Linked DNA regions of Homo sapiens: region 2 is linked to region 1. The links are chromatin loops, found by intact Hi-C in ENCODE. Cell type or tissue: heart left ventricle. All regions are shown on one strand. Each heading gives the region's core, and the rest is flanking DNA. Links, peaks and the distances in the headings are about the cores only. Region 1 has its middle 51 kb from the start of MPDZ. Region 2 overlaps MPDZ (multiple PDZ domain crumbs cell polarity complex component).

Region 1 (8,579 bases), core at 114-8,113:
TGACACAATAGATTTAATATTACATAATTTTAAACTTTGACTCTTTGACATAAGACAAATTGTCTTATGTTTGTCTTAATTTGCAGTGTGACTACTAACAAGGTTTCACATGTCATTTTATACTATTTACTCATATTTCTATCATAGTATTAGAGGTTTGTTTTACTATTTTGAAAACTTCTTAATATATGAAGCATAACAATCACTGCGTTACTAGATTTTTTATAAAGACTTTCCCCCCTAATTTAGAATTTGACATTTATTTGTCAATTTAGCATCTGACAATTTTTTTTAAGTACAGGCTTTACATTTATAACTCAAAAATAGAATCCTCATGATTTTTCATATCTTTTGTGGTAAGATACTTCCACTCCCTTAAGACTGTTTACACATTTACTTATAGTTTTTTTCTAGTTTATGATTTTATTTGTTAGAGATTTAATTCTAAGCATGTGAAATTAAGTTCGGTGATTATCTAACACTGTATTTTTTTCAAAATAGATTAATTAGGTTACAAAACATGTATTAACCAATTTAAGACGATTGAAATTATATCAAGTATCTTTTCTGACTACAATGGTATCAAAATAAAAATGAATAACAGAAGGAATTTTGAAACATTCACAAATACATGGAAATCAACATACTCTTGAATGGCCAATAGGTCAAAGAAGAGCTTAAAAGATAAATTTAAAAATAAGTTGGGACAAACAAAACTGGACACACAGCAGATTAAAACTTATGGTGTGCAACCAAAGCAGTTCTGAAAGATAAGTTTGTAGCAATAAACATCTACATCAAAAAAGAAGAAAGACCTCAAATAAAGACGCTAATGTTATACCTCAAGGGGCCAGAAAAAGAAAAACAAACTAAGTCCATATTTAATAGGAGGAAGGAAATAATTAAGATCAGAGCAGAAATAAAATAGAGACTAGAAAAACAATAGGAAAGATTAATAAGGTTTTTTTTGTGAATATAAAATTGAAAAAAATTAGCTACACTAAGGAAAAAAAGAGAAGTCTCCAATAAATAAAATCAGAAATGAAAAAAGAAACATTACAACTAATACTGCAGGCTGGGTGTGGTGGCTCATGCCTGTAATCCCAGCACTTTGGGAGGCCGAGGTGGGCAGATGGCTTGAGTCCAGGAGTTCAAGATGAGCCTGGGCAACATGAAACCCTGTCTTTACAAAAAAATACAAAAGTTAGTCAGGTTTGGTGGTGTGTGTCATTAGTCCCAGCCACTTGGGAGACTGAGGCAGGAGGATTGCTTGAGCCTGGGGAAGTTGAGGCTGCAGTGAGCCATCACAGTGCTACTAAACTCTAGCCTGGGCAGCAGAGCAAGATCCTGTCTTGATTAAATAGATAGACAGATAAAACTAATACTACAGAAATACAAGGGAGATTAAGAAACTGTTATGAACAACTATATGCCTACAAATTGGGTAACCTAGAAGTGGTGGATAAATTCCTAGAAACATAAAACCTACCAAGAGTGAATCATGAAGAAACAGAAAATCTAAACAGAGCAATGATAAGTAAGCAGATCAAATCAATATTTTAAAATCTCCAATCAAAGACAAGACCACGGTTTGATGCTTTCACTTCTGAATTCTACCAAACATTTAAAGAAATATTATTGCCAATCCTTCTCAAACTCTTTCAACAAATCGAGGAAGAGGGAACACTTCCTAACTTACTTTATGAGGATAGCATCATGCTGATATCGAAGCCAGACAAGCACACGACAAGAAAAGAAAATCCAGGCCAATATCCCTGATGAACATAGATGCAAAAACACTCAACAAAATACTAGCAAACTGAACTCAACAGTACATTAAAAGGATTATTCACCATAATCAAGTGAAATTTATCCCTGGGATGAAAGGAGAGTTCAGTACACACAAATCAATAATTGTGAAACAAGATATTAACAGAATGAAGGAAAAAAATATGGTTATCTCAAGAGATGCAGAAAAAGCTCTTGACAAAATTAAACATCCTCCCATGATAAAAGCTCTTGCCAAATTAGATATACAAGGAATGTTCTTCAACAGAATAAAGGCCATATGTGGCAAGCTTAGAACTAATATCACACTCAATGGTGAAAATTGAAAGCCTTTCTTATAAGATTAGGAACAAGACAAGGATGCCCGCTCTCACCATTTCTATTCAACATACTACTGGAAGTCCTAGCCAGAGCAGTTAGGCAAGAGAAAGAAATAAAAGGCATCCAAACTGAAAAGGAAGAAGTTAAATTGTGTCTATATGCAGATGATATGATCTTATACACAGAAAAATGTAAAGACTACCTAAACTTAGAACTAATAAACAAATTCAGTAAAGTTGCAGGACACAAAACCAACATACAAAAAATCAGTAAGGTTTCTATATACTATCAATGAATTATTTGAAAAGCCAAGAAAATGGTCCCATTTACAATAGCCACAAAAACATGCTTGAAGTAAATTTAACCAAGGAAGTGCAAGATCTGTAATGCTGAAAACTATAAAACATTGATGAAGGAAATTGAAGAAGACACAAATAAATGGAAAAATATCCTGTGTTCATGGATTAGAATAAGTAATATTGTTAAAATGTCCATGCTACTCCAAGTGATCTACGGATTCGATGCAATCCATATCAAAATCTCAATGACATTTTTTATAAAAATGGAGAAAAAACCGTAAAATTAGCTCTTGGCATTTTTGTGGGAAATCAATGGATCATGAATACGTGGATTTATTTCTGAGCTCTCTACTCTGTTACATTGGTCCATGTGTCTGTTATTAGGCCAGTGGCATGCTGTTTTCATTAAAGCTTTGTAGTACATTTTGAAATCAAGTAGTGTGAATCCTCCGGCTTTGTTCTTTTTGCTCAAGACTGCTTTGGTAATTAGTAATTCTTGATTGTAGGAAATCCGAGAAATACAGAGAAACAAAAAGAAAAAAATTTAACATCATTCAAAACTGACGATCAGAGAAAGCATGTTAACATTTGGTGTATCTCCTCCTATTTCCCTGTGCATGCTTAAGAAAAGAAACAATTTTTGGAAATAAATCTTACATAGTTTGGCATTTTTTCTGTTAAATACATACACATACGGAGTATTTTTATACTATATAATATTTTAAAACATATTGTCCTTAGAGTTTGTGTGGCATTTTAGCACATGACTTCTCTATAATTTTTTCTGCATATTGAACATTTATATGTTTTTTAAAATATTTATTTATCTAATTTTATTTTGAGATAGATTCTCACTCTGTCACCCAGGTTGGAGTGCAGTGGCACAATCTCAGCTCACTGCAACCTCCACCTCCCGGGTTCAAGTGATTTTCCTGCTTCAGCCTCCTGAATAGTTGGGATTACAGGCGTGTGCCACCATGCCTGGCTAATTGTTGTAATTTTAGTAGAGACAGGGTTTCACCATGTCGCCCAGGCTGATCTCAAATTCCTGATCTCAGGTGATCCACCTGCCTCAGCCTTCCAAAGTGCTAAGATTACAGAGGTGAGCCACCGTGCCTGGCCAATATTGTTTACTTTAAAAAGCTATTATGATGGTATGAATACTTGTCTAGATCATTATGCAGTCTAATTAACTTCTAAAGGTAAATTACTAAAACTCGAATTACTAGGCCAAAGGGTATGACTATATTTAAGGTTCTTATCCATAATGCCAGATTGTATCTCGTGAAGTTTGCATCAATTAATGCCCCCAGCAACAATGTTAATGTCTTTTTCACTACATCTTGCTCTGCACTGGATGTTTAAAACAAAACACGGGCTGGGGGAAATCCTTCCAATTTCACTGGTAAAAAATATATTTGACAATTAAAATATTGTTTTGCCTGAATTGAATAGGCATGTACAACCTCAATAATCTTTAGGGGAAAAAAAAATCTTAGCTTTTTGTTCTTTTGCCAGCTTTCTTTTAAAATAGCTTTAAAAAATTTCTATTATTTAAAAAATAGTATGAAGAACTTAATTGAGCTTAGGTTAAACCTAAAATTGATTTGGGAAGAAATGATATCTTGATGATATTTCATCTTTTCACAAAGGAGCATGTTACCCTTTGCCATTTATTGAAATATTTTATATTACTTAGTAAATGTTTTCTTTACCTAGCCCCTGTATATTTTTAAGGGTTATTCCTATGTCTTTTATGATTTTGGTATTTTAATGTATTGGGACATTTTATGATTTTTGCTGCCACTGAGACTAACATCCTTTTTCCCTTTGAATCATCTAAATTGTAATTTCAAGATTAGGGAGAAACAGTATAATGTAATTAAAAGCTCAGATCCTGTAGCCAGGCTTTCCCATCTGTATCTGAATTCACCTCTTACCACCTGACTTGGGCAAACTGGCCATGCTGGGTATTTCCCTTTCTCCCCTCCAGAGTCCTCTCCCTGCTCTGCATCCTGCTCTGTGTCCCTAAGGTTCCCCTCACTGGGGCTTCCTTGCCTTCTGGCTTCCAGTTAGGTTCAGCCAATGAGGGCATTGGCAGGAAATCAGAGTGGGAGGAAAGTGAGGGAAAAGTATTTGTTTCCAAGATTTCCTCCCTGCTTAATTGGTGCCAGGGGCTGTGTCCTGCCAAAGGCTACAGCTCTTATCAGAAGGCCTCTCCACATAGCTACCCTTCCGGCCACATTTCCCTGCTGTTGCTAACCTAGGGTGCTGCAAGATCCTCTGGGGCTTTTCTAACACATGGCCCATGCCTGGGTAATGTCCCCATTAACCAGCTTGAGTGTGTCATCTGCTTCCCACCAGGATCTTGACTAAAAGCAAATAGCACACAGGAATAGTACATATCCTTGTCATTTTTCTCATATCATTGGGAATGACTCTTGGCTGCCATTGTGATTATAATTTTGGCAATCAATGTTAAGATAGGAATTCTACAGTATGTTCAGGAAGTATCATTCTTGTTGTGATTTTCCGAGTTTTATCAGGAAAGATTGTTGAATTTTATCCTCTGAATTTTCATATATATAGTTTGATTTTAAATTGGACTTACTAATGTGTTATTTTAAATTTTGAAGTTTTCTATCAATAAACCATTCTTTCATTCATCCCTGGAATAATCCAAATGAAATTTACTTTGCTAATATTTTATTTTCAGATTTTTAAAAATAATCTCAACTGAATGCTAGATATGTTGAGGCCATCTAAAACAACAGACTTAGGAAAATTAATACCCTTAAACTGACCTTTGTTTAAACATGCATCACTTTGAATAACTGGAAATTTTAACAGCCTTTTATCACCCCAAATTCCTTTTTGTGCTGTTTCCTATAGCTTGTAGTCCAGAAGCAATTGGCTTATGCAAGCGTTAAGAAGGCATATTTGAGGAGGGTGGTGTGGGAGTGGAGGAGACAGACCGCAGCATAATGTCTAGGAATTATGACTAAACTAGAGTGAAGAGTGTATAAAATAATTGTTTTCCTCCTCCCTTTTTTCCGTATTAAAAAAAAACCACTCTGTTTTTTCTATCATATTTTCTATTGGATTTAGAACTTAGGACTTAAGTTTATAGCACTTGGTAATTCCAATATTTTATACATCTTATACCACACAATACCATTTTATTTCAATCATGGAATTTTAATTTTGGTTCCCATGAGTCAATCCCATCACAGCAGGATCCTGAGCACAATATCCCCTAGAGATAAAAATAATCGTATTTAATATTTTTATGAATGATTACACATTTGGTGTCAAGCACTTGAAACATTGGAATCAAAACATATAATTGCTGAACCATTGGCATAAAGAAACTGACACTATTTTGTCTGTCCCCAAAGAGTCTGGCATTGAAACAGAAGTAAGACTACAAAGATTTTATTGGAACATTTAAATGAGATTCTACTTGATTTCATATGACTTAATCTAAGGACAGAATCTGCAAATATGAAACTTTACAGGCCGGGCATGGTGGCTCATGCCTGTAATCCCAGTACTTTGGGAGGCCAAGGTGGGTGGATCACTTGAGGCCAGGAGTTTTGAGGCCAGCCTGGGCAACATGGTGAAGTACACATTGTCTACTAAAAATACAAAAAAAATTAGCCAGGTGTGGTGGCACGTGCCTGTAGTCAGCTACTCAGGAGGCTGAGGCAGGAGAATCGCTTGAACCCAGGAGGCGGAGGTTGCAGTGAGCTGAGATTCCGCCACCACACTTCAGCTTCAGTGACAGAGTGAGGCTCTGTCAAAGAAGAAGAAAGAAAGAAAGAAACTTTACATTTTCATCCAAAATTTTGTCAGACAGTACCTAGTAATGACAAAATGTTTTTATTTGTAATCAAAGATTTACAAATAACAAAAAAGTATTAGAATTTGTTTGGAGAAGAGGCAAGTTGCTAAATTGCATAGTGGAGAGTTTACTTTTTGATGTGTTTTCTTATTTATCATCCTTTGTCAATTCCCACTCCCTAGCTAAGGATATTCCCTTACTCTGAACCCACTGGCATGTGAGAATTCCATTCCCACAATAAACTTGCTTTATGGGCTCTCTTTTCTAGTATTCTTTTGTGATTTAGAGCTGCAAAATCAAGTGTGAGAACATGCAATATCTAGTAAAAGCCAGCATTACTGAATGAACTCATTAAAGCCAAGGGGGAATTGCAAACTCCAAAAATTAAAACATCTGAACATCTGTTAAAACTCAAACTGTGTTTCTTCTTTGAGAAAAATAATAAATCTGATCAACTCTCGGTATAACATCTAAAAAGAATAAACAAAGGAGCTAGATAAGTAAAATTAATTCGGCAGATGGTTCAATAAGTTAGGAACTGAGACAACTCTTGAAAAGTTTCTGTAATTTCTTTTGAAAAGTAAATGTAAAACAGGAAAATTCCCAAGTAACAACAAAAACAAAACTGAGGAATTACATTTACCAATAGTATAAGAGATACAAAACAAATAAAAACAACTGAATTATGTGTGAAGAAAGGAAAGTCAACTGGCATGGATTTTATCAGTACATATTTTATCAGAAAATTTAAAAGTTGTTTTAAATTTTATTTAAAGTTGTCTACATAAGCTTTATTTTTTACGAAGTACTTTTTCCTGCTCTAAGAAAAGGCCTTACCCTGACTTGATCATTACACATTGCATGCATCTAACAAAATTTCACTTGTATGCCATAAATATGTAGAACTATAATGAATCAAAAAATAGGCCTTATGAAGTTGTTTTTCATTCTTCTCTCTTTTCTTTTTTTTGTATGTTTTCGCAATTGGCTTTGTCTCACAATGGCAAAATAAAATGTTTGTAGTATTTGTGAAAAAGTCAGGTTTCTATGGAATATATGTCATACACGTGCAAAAGGCATCACATATTTCAGTGTTGCTGTAAGTATTAGTTAGGCCAGGGGCGGTGGCTCACGCTCATAATACTAGCACTTCAGGAGGCCAAGGCAGGAGGATTGCTTGAGCTCAGGAGATTGAGACCGTCCTAGGCAACATAGTGAGACCTCATCTCTATAAAAAATTACCCAGGCGTGGTGGCACATGCCTGTAGTCCTAGCTACTTGGGTGGCTGAGGTGGGAGGATCACTTAAATCCAGCAGGTGGGGGATTCAGTGAGACATTATCATGTCTCTGCATGCCAGCCTGGGTGACAGAGCACGACCGTGTCTCAAAAAGAAAAAAATAGTACTCTTATTGTCTAAGAATAGACAAATTCTCAACTCTCCTATTATAATTATTTATCCTTGTTCTCTCTATAGCCTCCAAATTAAGGTGTGGTTTCTGTCTTTTACCCTAGAAATTCTTAATTTCTTCATGTGGTAGCAAATTTAAAAAATAATAAGAAAAAAATTATCAGTTTACATGCTTTATGTTAGGGAATATAATTTTATTAATGAAGCCACTGTTTCCTTAAGTTACCTCAGTGTAGGTGTCAAATGGTATCAAATACACCTACATGGCTGGGCCCCACAAACTGGCATCCTGAAACGTCAGCTCCACACCCACCCCATCCTCATCACTGTACTTTCACCTCAAGCAGAACACTCAAGGTAGGAGAGATGCTCACAAAATTCTCCTTGACCTTTGATTTTGTTCTCCATATCAGATGTTGCAAATAATACTGTTTCAAGCCATCTGGTTTTTCAGCTCCCAGGTATAGATTTATCAAGTATGTCTGGTATTTTTGTGGAAACCATCTGGAAACATAAATACAAAGGCCTGCTTCAAGGTATGAGAGAGAACTTTCCGTGTGGACACCTCCACCCCATTCACTTTTACGCAAATGCTATTTCCATGTCTGCTGCCATTTCAGTTGCAAGTTCCAATGTCGTCTTCTACGCTGCTGTCTTTTAGGCATCAAGACTCTGAGCTGGGATTGAGATTGAACTCCTAGGATTATTTCCGTGTTCCCCCATTCATATCTTCTCTTCCACAGGTCCCCTTTTGCCTTCTTTGTCTCTTTTTTCTCCTCCCTCCCCTGTCATCCCAGCTCCAGCTGCCCCCAGCTTCCTAGACAATTTCACTTCCTTGTCAAGGTTTTCCCTGACCTTGTTTTAGTTTGGGAAAGCAAATAATAGAGGTGATGCTGTCTTAGGATACATGGCATTCC
Region 2 (8,579 bases), core at 268-8,267, 64 kb before region 1:
ACTTCTAATAAACATTTGAGGGAGCAAAGACAATTTTAGTAGGACCACTAAATAATTAATAATCCTACAGGAGAGATAGTTACATCAGAAAAACAAAGGGCAGGGAAGCTCCTACACTTGATGGGTGAATATAACACTATAAAGTTCTGTTTTGCTCAGAGCCTGAGAAAAGCCATAAGCTGCCACCAAATAAAACATAAATCCACTGTTAAAACAAAGGTAACTGACAGAGTATGGTGGCTCATACCTGTAAGCCCAGCATTTTGAGAAGCCAAGGTGAGAGGATCACTTTTAGCCAGGAGCTCAAAACCAGCCTGGCCAACAAAGTGAGACCTGTCTCTACAAAAAAAAAAAAAAAAAAATTGTTAAAATTAGCCAGGCGTAGAGGCACATGCATGTAGTCCCAGCTACTTGGGAGGCTAAGGTGAGAAGATTATCTGAGCCCAGGAGATTGAGGCTATAGTGAGCTATCATCACGCCACTGAACTCCAGCCTGGGCAACAGAACAAGACCCTGTTCCTAGAAAATGAAAATTAAAAATTAAAAAAAAAAGGAATGTGAGCTCTGACAAATTTTCATTATATAAATGAAATCTTAGTAACTGTGAACAATATTTATAAATAGTAAAAATATTTCTGACCAAAAATCTGCATTCAGGCCAGCCACAGTGGCTGATGCCTGTAATCCCAGCACTTTGGGAGGGCAAGACTGGTGGATCGCTTGAGCCCAGTAGTTTGAGACCACCCTGGGCAACATAACAAAAAATAAAAAAAAAATTAGCCAGGAGTGGTGGTACACACCTGTAGTCCCTGCTATTCAGGAGGCTGAAGTGGGAGGATCACCCGAGCTCAGGTGGTAGAGGCTGCAGTGACATGTAATCGCACCACTGCACTTCAGTCTGGGCCGACAGAGAAAGACCCTGTCTCAAAAAAATAATAATAAAAATTAAAAAGAGTTCTCTTCATAGGAGGATAGAAATGTTCTTTCTTCAAACTCTACTAGAAAAATTCAGCCAAGTATACACGTTAAAACTTTAATGTACCACTAAAAAAACAGAAATAGAGTCTATATAATATATACACCAAGATGAAAAAAAGATGAACAAAAAATACTCTAGCAATCTAAAAGAGGTTAGGAATGAGAAAAAAAGGAAAAAGGAGAAGCCATAGTAAACAAAAAACACAAAACAAGGGCAACAAAATAAATTCAGATATCCATATTCACAATAAACACAAGTGGGTTAGACTCATTTTTTAAAGAACAGACTCAGAGTCCAAATCTCAATAATGAAATGGAGATTTACAGAATAAGTAGTTTATTTATATTTTTTAAATATAAAAAATAGTATATGGGCCACATAAAAATATGTATATACATACTTTCATCGTATTCAACAATGGATTAAAAGGACACATTCTAAAATGACAGCAGTTAGGAGTGGACAAATGGAAGGAGTAGCCGCATACGGGGGGACTCAATGGGGGAATTTAGCTTTCTCTTTTTTTTGTGTAAGGAAACTGTATTTTTATAATGGTTTTAAATTATGCATGTAAAAAGCAGCTGGGTTGAAATATTTATGCATAAAATGATATAATGTCCACAATTTGCTTCAAAAACTTCCAGGAAAGGGACAAGGGAAATGTCTGAGACAAGAGAAGAAACAAGACTGACCATGAACTAGTAGTTGTTAAAACAGAATGATGGATATATGAGGATTCACTGCATTTATGTACATTTGAAATTTTTCATAATAACTATTACAAAAATAAGGCAGCCGATATGTGAAAATGTTAACAATATCTAGTTTTAGAGGCTAGGACTAGAGATGATTAGTGCAATATTTTTCAAATCCTCCTTGTCCTTGTTTGGCAAAAAAAAAAAAAAAAAGATTTCGCCTAAAACTATAATACTAACTTATTCGGGAAAAAATAATGTTAACATTGGTAAATTCTCCCAGAACAATAATTTATTCAGCTAGACTACCTAATTCCAGCAAAACTAAAGGAAATATTATGAAAACATTTCTTCAAAATATATCTCATAAAGAATCATTTTCAGTTTTACTATTAAAAACGAAGCTTTATTCTCATTTTCTGATGCTACTCTGCTTCTAATTTTACCAAGCTGTTTGAGATACAGGCCTTAGAAGCAGATACTTATGGCCCTGGATTAGTCAACTTCTCATCAGAGAGCAGGAGGGCAGGAAGTGATGAACAACTATTGCTGTTTTACTTTGAACATACGTTCAAAAACCCCACCTTTGTGAATTATGGGGGATCCCAAGACAGTATAAATATAAACCTGTTTCAGTTTAAATAAAACTTATATATCTTCTATGAATATTCAAATGACAATAAAATGAACAGTTAGTCACACAATATATATAAGCTAATACTAAATTATGGAAAAGAGGCATGTTAATCCACAATTATATAAACATACACAGATCAAAATCACTACATTGACCAAGAATCCACATACTTTAAGAAAGTTTGGTGAAAATAGTATAGTATCATACCTTTTCCTATTAATTTTCTAATGGAGGGAGTGAAGCCTACTGAAAATGAAAATATATATAATATGGAAATTGAAGTATTTTATTACTTACAAGTATTCTTATATAACAAATGTATTTATACCAAAAAACATGTTCATTACATTTGCTTTGGCTTTTGAAAGTTATTTTTATTTTTAAGATGGTTGGTCTGAGGCAAAATGATCTTTCAAACAGTATATACATTCTTACTTTACCTGCAGATTTCCTAAAACACATAGATACACAACTTTTATAAAGAATATTAGCAGATTCATATCCACTTCCAGAATTATATATATTTTATGATACTTTGAGTTAAATACCCTTATTTACTGCTTACGCTCGACTATAAAGTTAATTTTAAAGTTGAAAGGAGCGTCAAAAAACATATAGGTCAGAGAGAAGCTAAAGCTCACTGAGGTTTGATTACATAACAAATCAGTGGTGTGTCTGGGATCAGAACCCTGGACTGCTGGACTAACTCAACCGACCCTCTGAAAGGTCTGACTTTCCTTTTCTAAAAATGTTTAAACCAATCGTTTATAGCCCATTGCATTATATTTATTTCCTTCCCCATTAACCCTCACCCATAATTTAAAAAAAAAAAAAAAAAGAGTCCAAAATACACATTAGGGAACTATGGATTCTAACACCTTCTCTCTGAACATCCATTTTACATACTTTTCATTCATAATGTTCCTTAATGTATCTCTATTGGACAGGGGACCCTCCCCTCAAACTGTTAACTCACACCAAACATGGTGACTGAGGGGAAAGATTTAAGTTCTGAGAATTAAGATTTGGCCTCTTCTGTTCTCTCACTCCTTAGTTAGACCCAAAGGAATGCAGGTTGTTGGGCAGATTGCCCCTATTTGTACCACATTTTCAGTGTTAAGGGCCAAGACACAAGATGCCAGGCATATTTCTTGCATAGAACCAGGCAGGGGGATTCTTCCAAGAGCTGCCCTTGCAGGTGAACACAACAATGTGTCAATGCCAAACTCCAGAGGCTGCCCATAAAGCACTCACTGTAGCCACATTATTTTCTTGGGGGAAATCTAAAACATGCAGAAGACTTAACTTTGTGCCACAGAATTCTTCAGTGCAGTTCCTACACTGGCAACAAATTCTCCAGGGAAATTACTTCAGGCTCTTACCTCCTGCTCTTTTGCCTGCCTGGAATGAGGCAATTCAATGAGCCCAGGTCGACTGTGTCCTGGGCAGGTCGACCGTGCATTTGGGCTCTCACCTGTCATCCCAGCACTTTGGGACGCTGAGGCGGTCAGATCACCTGAGGTCGGGAGTTCAAGAAAAGCCTGACCAATATGGAGAAATCCAGTCTCTACTAACAATACAAAATTAGCCAGGTGTGGTGGCGCATGCCTGTAATCCCAACTACTGGGGAGGCTGAGGCAGCAGAATCACTTGAACCTGGAAGGCAGAGGCTGCGGTAAGCCGAGATTGCACCATTGCACTCCAGCCCAGGCAACAAGAGCGAAACTCCATCTCAAAAAGAAAAGAAGAAAAGAAAGCATTTGGTACTCAAAAGCATACCCATGGGACCCAGAAATATAGTTGGCAGCTGGTCTCTGTTAGAACCTACCAACTGCTGTCGGAGGTGATAGTACAAAACATGTCTGCCATTTCTCAGCTGCCCTCTCAGGGACAGGATTTTCATTGACTTTGTGAGATCTCGATGACACTGGGGCAGAACAATAGGTGGCTTGTCAGTTGTGACTGAGTGGCTCCTCAGGGGAAAGTGTTAAAGGATGGAGACGATATTTCCAATACAGACAAAACTGTGGAACTAGGAGGTAGGAGAGAAGACCATAGTATTACAATCATGCTGCTTCAACATACCTCCCCATCCAACTTCAGGTTTATATATTCTCCCAAGATCATTTTCTAGGACTTTCCCAACTCTTAAAATAACTCTACTTCCACAATTTCTCTATTACCATTTCAAATGGCTTCTCCCGTCCTGGAATCTTTTCTACAAAAATTATGAAGAGTGTTGTATATTGCATAAACTCCTTAGGTATCACTGAGCTATAAGTACTATACATAATTAGATATTTTTATCCTTCCCCAACCATCAGCGCCTCCTAAATTCAGTCAGTGGCTTTCATGATTTCCCTTTGCTGAATGTGGACAGGAACAAAGTTTACAAACTTCACTCAGGAAAGAGCAGGCTCAAATTTCTCATCGGAAGTCCTCTGGGAAGAAAACAGCATTTTGGAATAATATTTAATGTGGTTGTTTTTCTCTCCTGTACTGTGCTTGTGGTGACTAGTGGTTTGACTCCTGTTGGTTTAGTTCCAACTCTGCACGGAGAAGTACCACAGATGCATGTACTGAGAAGGGCTTGTGAACAATCACATTCTCTTTCTCCTTCTCTTGGCCCATTCTTTGCAATACTTTTGGTGGAGTATTTAGCAATTCAGAACCCTTAAATTCAGCAGACAGAAGAAATCAACAATTTTTTTTCAATTATCAATCTTAATTATTTGAAGATGTAAGAAAATTTTGTAAGCTTTTACTCTTTCCAAACACATAACTTGTTAAGACCACATTTAATAGATTCAGTAGAGAGTCAAAGAAAATACTATAACTTTTCCAAGGCTCCCTAACTCAGACCTTTTATTAAGCAATCATATTTCTTCAGCCATTATTATGTGGGGTACTGAAAAGTCTATATAATGAAATGTCAATAACTATCTGAATAGTTTCATGCAAAAGTAATCTCATTCAGCTACTCAAGGATTTGGGGGCAGAGAAAGAGAAGGAGGAGGAAGGAATTAAGAAGGACAAAGGCTTAAAAGCCTTAATTAGAGGGATGTCTACCCTGACTAGAGTCGCTAAGTAACAAACTAACTTTCCATATCATTTCGCTGATGTAAAAAGGCAACTTTATTCCTCAGGAATATACCCACCACCAAATACTCCAAGAGGCAAAACTTTCCAAATATATATTCATCACTGGAATGTCTAAAATGTAGGCTTGGTTGCAATACACAATTTAAAGCAACAATCTATTATTTGGGGTTCTTAAAAATGCTATTCAATAACAACTAATAATAAAATTGCATTTAAGAATTGACTGCTATCGCATGTTATAATAATGACTTTCCCAGAAAATAAAATAGGCTACATAAGTAAATTTTTTAGGCAATGAAATTGGCGTCAGTTTTACTGTTTGAAATGAAACCATTTGTTTATAATAGCTTCCAAATATCCCTGTTTTCTTAAACAAAACCTATGTCCTTTACAAATATGCATTTCCTTTAATCCTACCAAGAGCTCCATACTTTATACCCTCATTTTCAGACAAGAAAATTGAGGTTCAGAAAGATAGTGTTTTCTCCTTCATGAAGCTTTTAAGTAATAGAGCTGTCTTACCTATGCTGTAAAGTACAGAGCTTTATGATATCTTCTTTTCCATTGCTGAAAATTATGTGTACTTTTTACACTACTCAGGATCCCAAGACACACCCCATAGTACTTCCAAGAAGCAGAAATGAATTTGAAAATTGCAAACTACAAAATTCAGCTTATTCAAAGTAATGACACTTAAAAGTATCAATTTATCTGAGAAAAGACATGGAGAAGAATGTGTTTGATGTATGGCAAGACACAAGTAACAGGGGAGGAAAGGAAGAAGAAATAATTGAGGAAGCTGAAAGGGAGAAGGGATGGAAAGATGGAATGGCACTGAGATGATTTGGAAAACTCTCAGAAAATTCCTTAGCATTCACCAGGCTAACAGAATATAGAGCAAAGTGGTGCTGACTGAGGTTACAGACGCACAGGAAGAACTGTCATTTCTCCCACCAAAGTGAAATCTGATCTCAAAGGAAGAACTTCAGCTCCCTTTTCCTTCACGCACAAAGTAGCAAAACACAGAGTCATTAAGTCTGAGTCACTTTCCTTGTGACTCAGTTGTCAAAATCCTGTAAGATAAGGTATTCAAAAGTGTTTGGAAATGGGAAGAAGCATGGAAGCATTAGACATTTATTATTAGCAACAGTATTAGCATCAGAATGGCTAATTAATCATGTTTCAATTTTAAAAAATGAACAGCAAAAGGAAAATTATATATATATATATATACACACATAGAGAGAGAGAGATCTAGATATACAGATGGTACTTATAATACATCCCAAAAAACCACACCAATTCATCAAGTATTAAGTGAGCACTTACATATTCCTAGCCATGTGTATAGGAAGATTTAGCATGTGTATAGAAAGATTTAGCATGAAGGTACTTGCATAGGATCCTTCAATTCTTATTCAAATAAATTTTTTATATCTAATTTTGTATTTATAATTTTCTATTATTTTTCAGACAACCACCCCAAATTCCATATACTTCAGGCCCCCAAGTCTTTATCCACCTCTGTCACTGAAGCATATGACAAAAGAAGAATGAGGATAACTATCTAACTTCTGAGCTCCCAATTTAGTGGAAAACGGTAAGTAATTATACGGCAACGTGATAGGTAAAGTTCCGAGTACAGAGGAATTCAATACTGCCAACGTGAGTCAGAAAGAATTTGTAAGAGATATGACACATGAATCATCTCGAAGTATGAGCCGATAAGGAGAGTGTGGAGGAGAGCAGTAAAGGGAAAGGCATTTCTCACTAAGGGAAGGACATCTGCTAAGGCAACAAAACCATAAAGAACCCAGATAATTTGATGACAGTGAGGCTGCAGTACTTGGGTCCAGAATGACAGGAGCTAGGAAGGTAATGTTTCCATGGCCTCACTGGGGCTTTGCCCTGCAGGCATGCTGGACCATGCAGGGACATTGGGGAGGGAGTTTGGAGGGTACAGGGATTACAGGGATAGAGAAAATTTATTTTCTGATAAAACAATTCTTGCAATAGTGTAAATATTCCACCAAAGAGGGAAAAGAACTAATGATAATACAACCAGATGTTAGGTTGTTAAAAAAACCTCATAGAAAAAGATGAGAGCCTAGATGAAGGTAATGGCAAGAAAAAAAAGAAAAGATACAGACTCATTCATTAGAGGCAATCAAAAGGACTCAGTGACCAGTTGGTAACTGTTAGGGCCAGGAGGGGTGAATGAGTGAGACAAACAGAGGTCAACTCTCCCAGTGATTTTAATCTGGGAAACTAGAACTATCAGGACATCATTTAGCCAAAAGAACAGCAGAAAGATAAATATATGGTTTTAGAGGAAAGAGAAATATGGTTATATTCCTTTTGGACATACTGAGTTTGAAATGCCTCTAGAAAACAGGAAATAATTGAATTTTAATTTCATGAAGGTAGGAAGTTTTGTGTTGCTGTTGTTTCCTTTTTCTCTCAGGGCTATATCCCCAGCACCAGAAGTAATGGCTGTGAGATAAATTAAAAATCCTAGTGGAATCAATAACATTCCTGCAAGCTCCAAGATGAAATAGTGTACATATAGAGAGGAGCATATTATCTAAAAAAATAAAATTTGCCATGATCCTTTCTTATTCAGCTCCATACTAAACCAAAACAAATGTACCTCTAGTGCTTCTGTTAATTGAACATGCATACAAACAAGAAAAAAATAAAATCTGTTCACAATAAAAGAAGTATTTTTCATAATCTGTACCAAAGAATTCCTAGAGAGAACCCTGTAGTCCTCTGCCAGCAAAGAGATGTTACTGTCTAAATCCGCTGATAAGCTTGTCAGTCATTGGTAGTCCACACTGCTGAGAATACACTAAGAAAATTCAGCAAGAAATGACAATTTACATCTTGCTGGCAAGATTCCAGGTAGTTCAGATAAGGGAAAATTGCATGAAGAAATCCAAATTACTATGAACCTATCTGAACACGTACCTTAGCCATATAAGATAAATAAGCATGCAGCAATTCGATCTCCTAATTACTAATTCACAGATAATGTAACAAGCTACACTATTTAGTTACCATATGTAATTCTATAGGATTCATTGGGGTTATCTTGACAAGTGATATTTTCTCCATGAAAGCATTTTAAAAGGGCTTATTCTTTCAATGAACGTGACTATTTGCT

The links. Peaks named below come from ENCODE experiments on the same cell type or tissue, not always from the same donor. Only the 100,000 strongest peaks of a DNase experiment are listed, where the experiment ranks them.
Region 2: a loop joins it to region 1, with 4 times the contacts of the local background. A loop is called at or near these places in 4 of 110 quality-filtered maps.

Annotation. Positions count from the first base shown.
Region 1 is chr9:13,326,167-13,334,745 of GRCh38, forward strand. No RefSeq gene overlaps it. Among named protein-coding and RNA genes, the nearest start is that of MPDZ, 51 kb to the left of the region's middle. In heart left ventricle, for the core only: no CTCF peak of the experiment used is centred there; a DNase peak (open chromatin) is centred at 4,615; H3K27ac peaks cover 763 bases.
Region 2 is chr9:13,261,525-13,270,103 of GRCh38, forward strand. All of the region lies in intron 1 of MPDZ (multiple PDZ domain crumbs cell polarity complex component), which reads right to left. Among named protein-coding and RNA genes, the nearest start is that of MPDZ, 14 kb to the right of the region's middle. RefSeq lists a silencer at 4,686-4,980. In heart left ventricle, for the core only: no CTCF peak of the experiment used is centred there; no DNase peak of the experiment used is centred there; H3K27ac peaks cover 1,837 bases.